Regions from separate parts of the Homo sapiens genome. Here region 2 is linked to region 1. Evidence: chromatin contacts called from ENCODE Hi-C or POLR2A ChIA-PET data. All regions are on one chromosome and are shown on one strand. Each heading gives the region's core, a stretch centred on a gene start or an enhancer-like site at or near the end of the contact. The rest is flanking DNA. Distances are from core to core; before and after follow the strand shown.

Region 1 (6,819 bases), core at 3,166-5,665:
CACAGTGTTCCACAATGCCGCTTGTTGTACCAAACCCACACCGTACTAATGTTCCATATTTACTTATCTCCTCTACTAGACTGTGGTTGTCAAAATAGTTGACCTCCTACACCCTGGAGCCCTGCTGAAGTGTCTAGTACAGCGCATGTCACCTGCACTAGAAGACAGAAGTCTATTGAAGAAAAGGCAACATGAGTGTTTCTGGTCAGAAAGCCCACCTTTCTCTATCTAACCACACTATTTCTCAGCTCATTCAAGAAGCCCGGGGGCCCCTGGTCTTTCCTTTGCTCCCCCCATTCATTGCCCAGCTACCTCTGCTCCGTGTACGGCTGAATCTTTTGCACAATGATGTCGGAATCCAGCACCCCCAGGAGGACCCCAATCTGGCGGATGAACATCCCCTTCAGCCTCTCAGTTAGCTGACTGACGTTGATATCCAAGATGATCTCCACCAGGTTGTTTTTCCTGGGATCTGGAAAGCATGTGGATCAGTCATGGCTTTAGAAGTAGGAGAGTAAACACAGACCTGCCACTGTGCATTTGCTTTGGCACAGGAGAGAAAGGAGTGAGAACATTCAGATATCCTTCAAATGGAAAGGGACAATAGTGAATTCCTGATCGGGCAATCTGGGGCTGGCTTAGAAAGCTTCTAAAGCACTCCTGCTCTCTATACCAACCTGAGAATTCCCACACATGTGCTGGGGATAAGGCTGAAGCAGTGATGCAATGAGGGGTGGGGAGTAATGACGGGAGTGGGGAAGAGAGAAACACTTAAACATTTGTTTTAAAAGCCTCTGTGCAACTGGCAGTGCTGAGCAATCCAGGCCAAGTGGGGGTTATTAAGCAATCTCTCCTGACTCACATCTGATTTTCAGTGCCTCGCTGTATTTTGTGCACAACAATGGGAGGAAAAGTGTCCATCTCAACAACCTCCTCAATAATGGGAATGCATCCGTCCCTCCAGGTTTAAATACAGTTAACAAAAGAAAATCCAGTCAGCCAAGACACAAGGATTTCCTTAGAGCCACATCACAGCTGCACTATCTTTGTATAACTCTAAAACGGTGAGGCTATCATGTTTTACTTTTGAATATGTCCTAAAGATGTTCTACATTTGGAATTTCAAACTGATTGTTTGGAATGCCTTATTTACATACTTGAATGCACCACTTGCCTGTTCTGATGTATAATTTGCATAATTAGTAGACTATCTGTGATCTGACTTTAAACACCAAAGAGATTTTATAGTGTCTCAGCTACTGTCCTTCCTAGAGGCAGGACAAGGACTGGAAGACCTCCCAAGATCCCTTCCTGTCCAAAACATCCATATATGAGGTTGGCCTAGATAATAAAGAGTAGGTTTAAAGTTAATACCATTTCATCAGAAGCTCAGGAATTTATACAGCTCTATCCCACCTCCATACTCAGTGCCTCCCTATCACCATATTAATCTCAAAGCAAAATAAAAACATGGTTCTATTTAAGAAGAAAATTTTTATTTCTGCAAAGCTGAAAAATGTAAAGAGCACTATTACTTTACCTTCCCTGGATTATCAGACAAGGCCTGAGGCTCAACTTATAAAAATAAATTGTTTTCTGCATCTGGATGCTGATGAGACATCATGACTCAAGCTATTCCCATGCTCAGATTCCCAAGCACTCTGAGCCCTCTCTCATCAGTCACGAGGAGAGGAGAAAGTGCTGGACTACGAGCACAAAGGCCTGGCTCTGACACAACTGCTGTGTGACACTGAGCAAGTCCTGCCCTCTCTGAGTTTGTTTCTCCATCTGAGATGAATAGGGGGAGGTCTGTATTTCTGCATGGGTAGGAGGTATTATTGGAACAGACGGTCTCTATGGATTTTTCAGCTTGGGGTTTCTCGATTATTTTTAAAGCTGGACATGCCATCTGGCTCTGTCCATGCTCGGGGAAGGGGATCTCAGGATAGAGGCCTTGATTGGCTGATTCAGCAATTCTACTCAGCCTCATCACTAAATGAACTCACCAGGTTTCACCTCCACAGTGGTCCGGTCTGTGTCACTCTCACCCTTTGCATCGGTCACTTTCAGGTGAAAAGTGTAGGTTCCCTCAACCAGGTTTGAAAGAAAAAGGATAGGGTGATGGTCAGAGTGATTTAACACCTCCTGTAGGGTTGAACAACATGGCTATGTTACAGAACAAAATGCCATTCCTTTCCTGGAGTCAGTTGCTGCTTTCACCATAACTAGGCCCTTCAGGGCTGAACTGTTTCAACCTTGGGCAGTTCCTGATACGGAACAGCATTGCAGCCTACAACTGCTAGGATCAGGGAAGGGAAACCCATTCTGTGCTATACTAGCTTACAGAATGACCCTAAGCAAGTCACTTCACCTCCCTGGATTTCAGAGAACAATCTGGGTTTGATATAAGGGACCACTTGATTAAAGCATATACTGGAACGCGTGGCTCCTCCTCCTCCCCACTCCTGTGTAGCTCTCCAGCTCCTAGCACACTTACCCCTGCTGCTGGGCTCCCCTCATCTCGAGTCCAGAGGTAGCTGACTATTCCCTTGTCATCTGAGGACTTAGAGCCATCCAGCTCTGCTGTGCTCGTGGGTAGGGTAATCACCACATTCCCAGTTATCTTGGCTATAGGTGGTTTGTTTATTTCTAATCAAAAAGAAATCATTGACATAATGTGACATTCTGGAAAAGAAGAAATGTTTCTTCATGATGCTTATGGGGAAATTAAAACATCAAGAGTACCTTAACTGGAGAACCTTTTTAAGTGCCTGTCCCTGCCACCAACCAACAGTGTAGATGAAAGCTACCAGCGCTGCAGTCCTGAGGTTCCAGTCCTACCCAGAGAAATGTTCTCCTAACACTGTACAACAGAGGGGACGAGTGTGCTTTCCTCTCATATTCTCCCAGCAGCCTTCCCAAATGGAATCCATTTCTCTGCTTTGGAGGTATGTGATGATCAGAAATAACGGCCCAAACTGGCTTAAAACCTTGGAGTTTAGGTTTCACCTAGCTGATCTTGCAAATTCTCCTTCAAAATATCTTAAAATGTTATTCTCTGAATATCTTTTTGGACCCCTTCCTTGGAACTTCACAAGAGAAAACAAAGAGCTACCTCTCTTATTCGGAGCCCCACGTGAAGCTCTGTATATTCAGATGTCTGTGCAGTATTTACTCAGCTTGGTATCTTATGTCTGGAGGTCTGCATATCTGATGGTTTTTCCTGCTATCAACTTAAGGCCCTCAACTTAAGGCCCTCTCCCACAGCTCTCACTGGTCACTGTGCCTGTAAACTAGAGCAAGGCCTCTGGCTGGCCTCAGCTCAAAGGCTCAGGGCAAGCATAGTCAGCTGTAGTGCGGCCGTCATTCTCAAGCCTGACAGCAGGTGTCACTGTAGCTAACAGGAGTCACGGCCCAGGTCTCAGCAATGCAGAGGGGCAAAATAAAAATGCAAAGAATAGAACCCTTAATTCTTTCCCTATTCAACTGAGAAATAAAGTAAGGAGGGAAGGAGGGAGGACTGAAAAGAAAGTAAGGGGATGAGAGGGAAGGGAAGATGTAAGCAGGAGGAGGGAGGGAAGTTAAAATTCACCTTACAGTCCAATTAAAGGCTGTTTTAGAAAAGAAAATAACAATTGCCCTCACCCCAACCCTCTTACCCACCTCTTGCTATCTCTAATCAATTTCTGCAGGCAAACATGACAGGATAAATTCTTCAGCTATCTGACCCTAAGAGGCTGCTACACAAACTGGAGGCAGAGAGGTACCTTCTTTGACAATGACATTCACAGAGCTCTGGCTTTGCAGGTTCCTCTCATCTTTGACAGTCAAGGTGAACACATAGGTCCCCACTTGCAGCCCAGTCACAGTAGCAACACTGCTGTTAGCATTCTCGAGCTGCACCCCATCAGGTCCCCTGCAAAAAAAGAAACTAGAGGGTAGAGTTGTACCTGTCTGCTGCTGTCCTGTCCCTAACTTAGCAGGAGGAGACAATGACTCCCTCAGCAAAGACACGAACTACTGTTACCCAGACCTTGACAAGACATGTTTAAAAATATTTCAATTGGACAAAGTGTCATTTGGCCTCAAAATACAGGCTGCCTGCTGGTCAGAAAATTCAAATAGCTTTCAAACACCTCTAGCCTTATCCTTTATATGAGCTTCTAGAACACTTGAACGCTTTACCATTCTAGTTTGTAAAAGGAAGAAAGTTCTCTGAGCAAGTCTCTGATCAAAAGAATGATTTAAGAGTGATGTTTCTAAAAAGCATTTCTGGCCCAGTAGTTGGTTTGGCTCTTGCCAGCAAGGAAGCAAAATGCATTTCTTAATCACGTGCCCAAATCCTTCCTGATGAAAGAAAAGGAAATGGGGCAAGACTGCAGAGGAACTCTCAGGACAAAATCATCTTGTTTGTAGCAACTCTATAAGCAAAGTTCCCTCCAGCTCCTGGACAGGGGCCATCAAGCACCTAGGACACCCTACAACCCTTCTTCCCCCTTGTGGCCTCAGAGACTTGCCTGCAGCAGCCAAGGGAGCTCTGTGCCAACATTCAGGCTGCACACAGCCAGAGAGCCCTCTGCTCAAGGATCAAAATGCCCCAGAGCTTTTAACTACAGGAAAGCCAGAGAAATCTGCAGACATCCAGGATTTACTTTGTTTTGCCTTTTAAAGTTACAGCCTCTGATCCTGGTAGCTCCTCCTGAAGCACAGTCTCCTTCAAGAAGCTATGCTAAGCATTATCTCTGCTGTAAACACTAATAAAACTCAGCTAAAAGGTCTATCAGCCATATCTTCAATAAACAATTATAATTAAAAACACCCTGGGCTGGGTAAGATTATGTTCTACAAAAGATAAAAACAAGAGCTGAGGGAAATAATTTCTAGATTCCAACTCAGCAATCTCAAAAGCAAGTCATTTGTATAGTCAAATTAAAGTTCTTTTCCACCCATCTCCAATGCCTTTGTCAAACAAACAAACAAACAAACAAACAAACAAACACAATACAAAAAAAAACCCAGGCTGTCCTATGGTTGCTACCTTTGGAAACAGAGAATACTTTTAACTCTTCTTAGAATTCTTTTGCTACTTGTGGGATCCTGCATATAATTTCAGTTGCATTAGTTATGCTTTAAAGGAGCTAAAAGAAACTACAGGAACTAAGAATGGTTCAGTTAGGTAATTTCTATGTAATTAGAATTATTTTGATTACCGCCTTTGGCCTCTGGCTAACTTAATTGGTAAATGGTGTCTTCAAGAAAACAATAACAGAGTAATGCTTTCATTTTATGGATGTATTTTCAATTTCTCTTAATAGCTGCTCTGCCCCATCCCCCGTGCCAGCCTTACCCAGTTAATTCTGAGCAACAGTATTTTTCTGCTCCATTACCCCTTCCATCCTGCCTCTCAAGTGTAATTAAACTCTGCATTTCAGCAGATGGATTGTACCTGAAAAAGCACCAGGATCACACAGTACTACCTGGGGACTAGTTGATGGCAAGCATTCTTTTTTTCTTACAAAAATTATGATTATAATATCATTTTCTTGGAGTTGAAGTTTGGAATTGCAAACATTTCTTCCTCAGTCACCCCACTGGATAAGCCAATAAGAGCAACTCAACTCATAATAGCAAATAAAACCTTGCTCTTCCAAGGTCTGGAGGCTTTGCAAAAATAAGGATTTTGTGTCAATACTCACTGTGTTTTTTCCCAGAGATATGAGATAATTTTCTGATCATCTGAGCTCTTGCTGCCATCCAGGGTTGTGCTATCCACAGGAAGGGTCAGCTCTTTATCTGGGCCTGCATCTGCCTGAGGAGGCTTATTGTTTTCTGGAAGACAAAGAGTTAGAGGTCAAAAGCAGCCAGTCCAGGTGGGAAAGGAGAGGAACCAATTGGGACACATGTTCTGGAAGCCATGGACTCTGCCTCTCAGGCCACAGAACTGTCAGATACTGTGGGAGATGTGGTTACCGTCAGGGAGCACACAATAAAGAATATAAGGCTGAAACATATCAAGCAATTCTGACAGAAACATAGAACATAATGAAGTTATAATGCCATACTAAACTTGAACTCTAATGCTAAGGGAGTTCAAATGAAAGGATTTGAGTGACAAGACAGGGCTGTCCTGAGGAAGTCAGTTTTAAGCAGGCCCTTCAAGGACGTGGTATTGGGTTGGTGCAAAAGTAATTGCTATTGAAAGGAATGGCAAAAACCGCAATTACTTTTTAGGATTTGGGATGGCATAAACTCTATTTCCTAGGTCTCTTTGAAGGTACCAACAACAAGCCAAGGGAAGGGCACAAGCTGAGGCTGGGAAGTATCCTTCATCTCTAGCTATGAAGAAAGCACAAGGGGAAGGAACAATAGAAGTCACCAGAGGCTCTATGGATCGGTGCCTTCTGCTTCTACCCTCATACAGCTCAGAACCCAACACTCTTTTCCCCCAAGGTTAAATGGACCCACCAATAGAAGAGCCTGAACCACAAGGCTGGAGCTTACCAGGTTGCACAATAACAGTCACTTGAGCAGTGGCCTGCTGTCCTATTGTGTCAGTCACTGTGAGCTGGTAAGTGTAGTCTCCTTCTTGCATCGCAGAGAGCTGTAAGGTTGGTGTTCTAACACCCTACAAATACAAATACAGAAGTGGAAAAGTGGACTCCAGGAATCACATCACACAATAATTCCGACTCTGGTAAAAACGATTTAGTTTTCTAAACCAAAGACCTAAGATGGTACTGGGCTATTACGTACCAGTTCAGCATGTGAGTGAATATGGAGTCAGATATCATGAGGCACCTTGCTAAGGGTTTCCCCCTT
Region 2 (6,984 bases), core at 4,273-6,772, 47 kb after region 1:
GGAGAGATACACTGTGCTCATGGGTCTGAAAATCCAACATTATTATTAGGCTGTTGAGTTTCTCCAAATTGATCTACACTCCCAATACAATCCCACTGAAAATTCCAGAAGACTTTTTAAAAAGAAACTGACAAGATAATTCTAAAATTTATAAGGACATGCAAAAAACCTAAAATGGGCAATTTTGATCAAGAACAAAGTTTTAAACATCATCTGATTTAAACATATATTACAGCCGGGCTCAATGGCTCACACCGGTAATCCCAGCACTTTGGGAGGCCGAGAAAGGTGGATCACGAGGTCAGAAGTTCAAGACCAGCCTGGCCAACATAATGAAACCCCATCTCTACTAAAAAATACAAAAAATTAGCCGGGCATGGTGGTGGGCGCCTGTCATCCCAGCTACTCAAGAGGCTGAGGCAGGAGAATCACTTGAACCCGGGAGGCGGAGGTTAAGGTAAGCCAAGATCGCGCCATTGCAGTCCAGCCCGGGCAACAGTGTGAGACTCCGTCTCAAAAAATAAATAAATAAAAATAAAAAATAAAATAAAATAAACATATATTACAAAGCTAGAGTTAGGCCGGGTGTGGTGGCTCACGCCTATAATCCCAGCAGCTTGGGAGGCTGAGGTAGGTGGATTGCTTGAGTCCAGGAGTTTGAGACCAGCCTGCGCAACATGGTGAAACCCCATCTCCGCTAAAATAACAAAGGGAAAAAAAAAAAACAAACTAGCAGGCATGGTGGTGCATGCCTATAGTCCTAGCTACTTGGGAGGCTGAAGTGGGAGAATCACCTGAGCCCGGAAGGTCAAGGCTGCAGTGGGCCAAGACTGTACCATTGCACTCCAACTGAGCAACCACAGTGAGACCCTGTCTCAAAAAAGAAAGCTACAGTTATCAAGACAGTGTAGAACTCATGTCAATATAGGCAAACAGATAAATGGGACCAAACAGTGTAGAGAAGCAGACCTATAAACATACGCTTAACTGATTTTCAACAAAGGTAAAACGGCAATTCAGTGTAGAAAGGATGGAAAAAATACGGTCCTAAAACAACTGGATATTCATATGCCAAAAAAAAATTCCATCCATAGCTCTCACAATGTACAAAATAACCCTAGACCTAAATGTAAAACCTAAACTTATGAAACTTTTATAGCCAGGTGCGGTGGCTCATGCCTGTAATCCCAGCACTTTGAGAGGACGAGGCAGGTGGATCACCTGAGGTCAGGAGTTTGAGACCAGCCTGGCCAACATGGTGAAACCCCATCTCTACTAAAAATACAAAAATTAACCAGGCGTGGTGGTGCACACCTGTAGTCCCAGCTACTTGGGAGGGTGAGGCAGAAAAATCGCTTGAACCTGGGAGATGGAGGTTGCAGTGAGCCGAGATCATGCCACTGCACTCCAGCCCAGGTGAGACTCTGCCTCAAAAATTAAAAAATAAATAAAATTATGAATCTTTCAGAAGAAAACTTAGGAGAAAATCTTTCTCAGATACAACACCAAAAACACAATCCATAATAGAAATATTAATAAACCAGACTTCATCAAAATTAATATCTGCTCTTTGAAAGACACTGCTAAGAGAATGAAAAGATAAGTTACAGACTGGGAGAGAATATTTGCAAATCACGTATCTGAGAAAGAGCTTGTATGCAGAAAATATATATGTAAGAAAATAACACAGTTTTTTTGTTTGTTTGGTTTTGTTTGTTTGTTTGTTGTTGTTTTTCTAAGATAGGGTCTCACTCTGTCACCCAGGCTAGAGTGTGGTGGCATGATCAAAGCTCACTGCAGCCTCAACCTCCCAGGCTCAAGCAATTCTCCTGCCTCAGCCTCCTGAATAACTGAGACTACAAGTGTGCACCACCACACCCAGATAATTTTTTCCACTTTTTAAAAATGGGGAAAAATATTAACACTCTACAAAAAAAAAAAAAAAAACATGAATGGCAAATAAGCACACAAAAAATATTCAACATCATTAGTCATTAGGAAAATGCAAACCAAAACCACAATGAGATTCAATTAAACACCTATTACAATGTATAAAATTAAAAAGATTCACCATACCAAGTGTTAGCAAGAATGTGGAGCAACTGGAAATTTGATACATTAATCACGGAAATGTAAAATGGTACAACCACTTTGGAAAACACTTGGGCAGTTTGATAAAAAGTTAAATATACCCATACAATATAGGCCGGTTATGGTGGCTCACGCCTGTAATCCCAACACTTTGGGAGGTCGAAATGGGTATATCACTTGAGGTCAGGGGTTCGATACCAGCCTGGCCAACATGGTGAAACCCTGTCTCTACTAAAAATACAAAAATTAGCCGGGGATGGTGGCAGGTGCCTGTAATCCCAGCTACTCAGGAGACTGAGGCAGGAGAATCTCTTAAACCCAGGAAGCGGAAGTTGTAGTGAGCTGAGATGGTGCCAGTGCACTCTAGCCTGGGTGACACAGTGAGACTCCGTCTCAAAAAAATAAAAAATAAAATAAAACATACAATGTAATCCAGCTATTCCACTCCCACATATTTACCCAGGAGAAATTAAAATATATGCTATACAAAGACTTGTACACAAATGTTCCTAGCGTCTTAATCTGTAATAACCAAAATCTGGAAGCAATCCAATATCCATTAACAGGTAAATGGATAAACAAATTATATCTATACAATGGAATACTACTTAGGAATTTTCAAAAGCCAGCTACTAGGTGCTGGGTACAGTGGCTCATGTCTGTAATCCCACCACTTTGGGAGGCCAAGGTGGGCAGATCACCTGAGGTCAGGAGTTTGAGACCAGCCTGGCCAACATGGTGAAAACCCGTCTCTACTTTAAAAAATACAAAAATTAGCTGGGCGTGGTGGCACATGCCTGTATTCCCAGCTACTTGGGAAGCTGAGGCACAAGAATCACTTGAACCCTGGAGGTCGAGGCTGCGGAGAGCAGAAATAGTGCCACTGCACTCCAGCCTGAGCAACAGAGTGAGATTGTGTCTCCAAAAAAAAAAAAAAAAAAAAAAAGCAGCTACTGGCATATGTTATGACATGAATGGACATAAAAACATTACGCTAAGTAGAAGAACCTAAACACAAAAGACTACATATTCCATGATTCCATATTAATGCAAAGTCTAGAAAATGCAAATTTATAGAGACAGCAGATCAATGGATGCCTAGGACTGGGGGTGGGAATAGGGATGGCACACAGGAACTTTTGGATAAATGGGGACAAGGGAAGTTTTGGGGGGGTGATAGAAATGTTATCAAACTGTACGGCAGGAAAAAGACAAAAAAAAAAAAGATGAAATGTTATCAAACTGGATTGTAATAATGATTTACAACTCTATGCATTTACTAAAACCACTGAATTGTATGCTTAAAAGGAATGTTTCCTTATATAAATTATACCTCAATAAAGTCGTTAAAAAGAATACGTATGTAATGTATGATTCAATTTATTTAAAAATTACAGAAAATCTATAATGACTAAAAGCAGATCAATTTTCTAGAGGGGGTGAGAGGGACAGATTACAAAGCGGCAGAAGAAATTTTAGAGTTGATACATATATTCGTTATCTTTTTATGGTGATGGTTTTATAGACATAGAGATAGATATAAATAAACTAACCAAATTGTACACTTTAAACATGTACAGTTTATGATATGACAATTATACTTCAAAAAAGCTGCTTTCTAAAAGTATGGCACCCACAGAAGAACAAGTATTCCATGTGGGTGGAATGGAAAGGAGAAAGGAGTAACAAAAGAGCCATTCATGCACCCAAAAGCGTATTTATAACGATTGCACAATGTCCATTTTCCCCTCATTAGACAGACTGCTTTCATTTTTTTCATAAAATAAGTATCATCTCACCATTGTGTGCAAAGTTTTATTTAGAAACTATTGCTTTAGACAGATTCCCAGAAGTAGAAGAACAGTGTGACTATTTTAAAGTTAGGCAGACAGATTTTCATTTATTAAAATAATTTGTTTTAAAGAAAACCTTGTTTATCATTTTCAAAAATTTATGTACTGTATTTTTAAGGAAACAGAAACAGGAGACATGGAACAAATTATTTTATTTGAGAAACTATGAAGTAGGCTGGGCGCAGTGGCTCACGCCTGTAATCCCAGCACTTTGGGAGGCCAAGGCAGGTGGATCACCTGAGGTCAGGAGTTCGAGACCAGCCTGGCCAACGTGATGAAACCCTGTCGCTACAAAAATACAAAAAATTAGCTGGGTATGATGATGGGTGCCTGTAATCCCAGCTACTTGGGAGGCTGAGGCAGGAGAATCACTAGAACCCAGGAGGCGGAGGTTGAAGTGAGCCGAGATTGCACCACTACACTCCAGCCTGGGAAATAAGTGCGAAACTCCCATCTCGGGAAAAAAAAAAAAGAAACTATGAAGTAATACTAAAAATTTTTAGGGGATAATAAAGGGTTGGATGGAATTTCCTTGAGCAATTTTTTCTGGCACTGGATAGAAATAATAAAAACTAAACCAATTCTGAACAAACCTGTTTCTTCTTCAAGAATTCTTATTCATAATGATGAAAGGTTTCAATTCATATTCTCTTTCTCCATCTCTCCAATTCTCTTCTCTTCTTCCTTCTCCCTTCCTCCCTGCCTCCACTCTGAGGCTACCCTCTCCAAATCAAGTAAGCCAGGCCCAGCAATTAATGTCATAATTAAAGATAACAAAAGAAAACTCTCATCACTATCTATTCCATTTTGAGTAGGAGTCTGTAACGCCACACACAGGATGTTCACACTTACCTGGTTACATAATCACAATCCATATAGGGGTCCTCCTTGGTAAGGAACATGCTATCCTAGTTTCTACTTAATATTAAACAACAGTTTATAAAAATTCAGCTTTCAATACATTTTGATTTGAGACACAATGGTATTGAAATAAAAACCCACCACTGTCATTAATAAAAATCCTACCAATGGAAAGGAATGTCTTCCTGCAGTGGCATTAGTCGGGTCTTCTTCCTGCATTAGTGGGGTCTAATGACACACCACATCCCAATTCTCAGCAACTAAAGCTGAGACTGGAGAATATGGCAGGGTTTATCTTTATAGAAATTAATTAAAAGTTAGTCTTCTGAGAGTCTCCTTAGAGAAACTAAGACCATCCACTAAATAGGAAAGAGAGGGATGACACCTGTGGTGTTAACAAGAGATGGTCAAGTTCTGCCAGTTAGTAAGGAGTTGTTAAGGGACCCACACCAAAATCCCCATCAACTCTTGCTTCGTAGGTGCTACAGACTGAATGTTTGTGTTCTCCCAAAATTCGTATGTTGAAATCTAGCTAACCCCCAAAGTGATGGTATTAGGAGGTAGGGCCTTTGGAAGGTAATTAGGTCATGAAGTTGGAGCCCTTGTGAATGGGATTAGTGCTCTTAGAAAACGGACCAGAGAGAGTTTGTCTTCCTCTTCCACCGTGTGAGAACATAGCTAGAATGCAGTGTCTATGCAGACTGGCCCCTCACTAGACACCAAATCAGCCAGCACCTTCAGCTGGGATTTCCCAGCCTCCAGAACAGTGAGAAATAAATTTCTGTTGTTTATAAACCACCCAGTTTATGGTATTGTTACAGCAGCCTCAATGAATTAAGACAATAAATTAGCTTACAAAGGAGCCAATAAACGCAATTTCAAACTCACTGCACATACTAAAAACTAGATAAGTAGATTAAAGAACCAGAACTATTAGATTAGAGGAGAAAATGGGTAGCTATGAAGGGAAAAAAAAATAAGGAAAGGGTGTTGTGGTCCAAGAACTAACACAACAAAAACAAGCAAACAAGTAAAAACAAGTAAAAAAAAAAAAAAACCCTGAAAAACAAACCCAAAACAACAACAACAAAACATGAAGGGAAACAGCACTGCTTAGGTTTCTGTCATCAGTTACGTAAGATTATCCCTCTGTGGCTGCCCACACCCCACACCTCTATCTTCTGATAAGAGGTAAGCTCAGGCTTTACATGGAGCCAGCACAAGAGTTCTCAGAAAAAGAAGGCAGCAGATGGCTATCTGGGTGCTTGGCTCATTTATCCTCTAAGTCATTTATTTGTTCCACAGAAAGCCACTGGCTTGCTAAGGGTCAAAATGCCGTGTGTGATTATTGACTGGAAACAGGGAGACGATGCTGTTAGAGAGAACAACACTTCAGTCTTCCTACAGTCAAACCTTACATGCAGGGATACCTAAGTGGACTTTCATTTCCTGCGCTCAAATAAAGCACTTTTTTCTCTGGCACATAGCAGGATTGGCAGCAATTAATTGTCAGAACTGCTTAAGCTGTACACATTCTTATAATGTACACAATTAATTGGCTGAACTGCTTATACTGTACACGTTCCAGGACCCAATCAACAAGCCTCTGTGCTCCTCCTGCCAACAATTCAGAGGTTCATGGTACAGAAAGGGTGCAATACTTAAACTAAGCAGGACAGGCTTCACCCTCTTTAAGTTGAGAAACGGGAATATATTGATGACATTCCTTTCTACTTTTGGAATTGCAAAAGGTCCACAATATCTGCCTTTGGATTCAATATATGTATATTTCCAAAAGAGTGAAAAATGCAGACTGACAATCCAAATGCCTTTGCAGCTCTGCAGGCAGGCAAGACAAAAGCAATTTATGATACAATTTCTCTCCACTTTGGATGCAGAGTTGCTTGACCTACCTTAGTGAAAACAGCACAAACTAGAAACTGGTGCTGCTCGCCAGTCATCCCTAATTAGAATGAGATCTGCAGTGCATACTTTTCTCTTCCCTTCCCTAGTGCATTAAGCAGAAGTTTGAACTCCCAAGTTCTCTCCCAAAAGAAATGCCAAGGCAATTCTCAATGCACAAGGCAATCTTACCACCTTTCCAGAGCTATACATGGCCTTCAGGGTAAGAAGCTAGCTCCTAAGCATGATATATAAGGTCAAATATAACTTATCTGGA

The links. A loop is a pair of places that touch in the nucleus more often than their neighbours do. ChIA-PET counts read pairs that join two places held with the same protein, here RNA polymerase II (POLR2A). Pooled maps may share reads with other maps.
Region 2: a pooled map shows a loop between it and region 1 (3-fold over the local background). The contact joins two enhancer-like sites. A Hi-C loop is called at or near these places in 11 of 168 maps with a recorded cell type or tissue (CD4-positive, alpha-beta T cell, CD4-positive, alpha-beta memory T cell, CD8-positive, alpha-beta T cell and 5 more), 25 of 37 single-sample maps with no recorded cell type and 18 of 50 pooled maps. POLR2A ChIA-PET finds 5 or more read pairs at or near these places in 15 of 52 experiments (CD4-positive, alpha-beta T cell, CD4-positive, alpha-beta memory T cell, CD8-positive, alpha-beta memory T cell and 11 more).

The regions. Positions count from the first base shown.
Region 1 is chr1:35,447,861-35,454,679 of GRCh38, forward strand. It overlaps KIAA0319L (KIAA0319 like), which reads right to left. Exons shown (of 21, transcript NM_024874.5): 11 at 6,502-6,625; 12 at 5,697-5,829; 13 at 3,768-3,916; 14 at 2,498-2,649; 15 at 2,007-2,145; 16 at 313-472. Among named protein-coding and RNA genes, the nearest start is that of ZMYM4-AS1, 85 kb to the left of the region's middle. RefSeq lists a silencer at 3,240-3,419. Within about 2 kb of position 4,416, at least 17 of the 41 ENCODE cell types and tissues checked have a DNase peak (open chromatin) inside an H3K27ac peak, as active enhancers do; they include CD4-positive, alpha-beta T cell, where a contact is called at or near this core.
Region 2 is chr1:35,493,934-35,500,917 of GRCh38, forward strand. All of the region lies in intron 3 of KIAA0319L (KIAA0319 like), which reads right to left. Among named protein-coding and RNA genes, the nearest start is that of KIAA0319L, 60 kb to the right of the region's middle. RefSeq lists an enhancer at 5,895-6,189. Within about 2 kb of position 5,523, at least 2 of the 41 ENCODE cell types and tissues checked have a DNase peak (open chromatin) inside an H3K27ac peak, as active enhancers do; they include CD4-positive, alpha-beta T cell, where a contact is called at or near this core.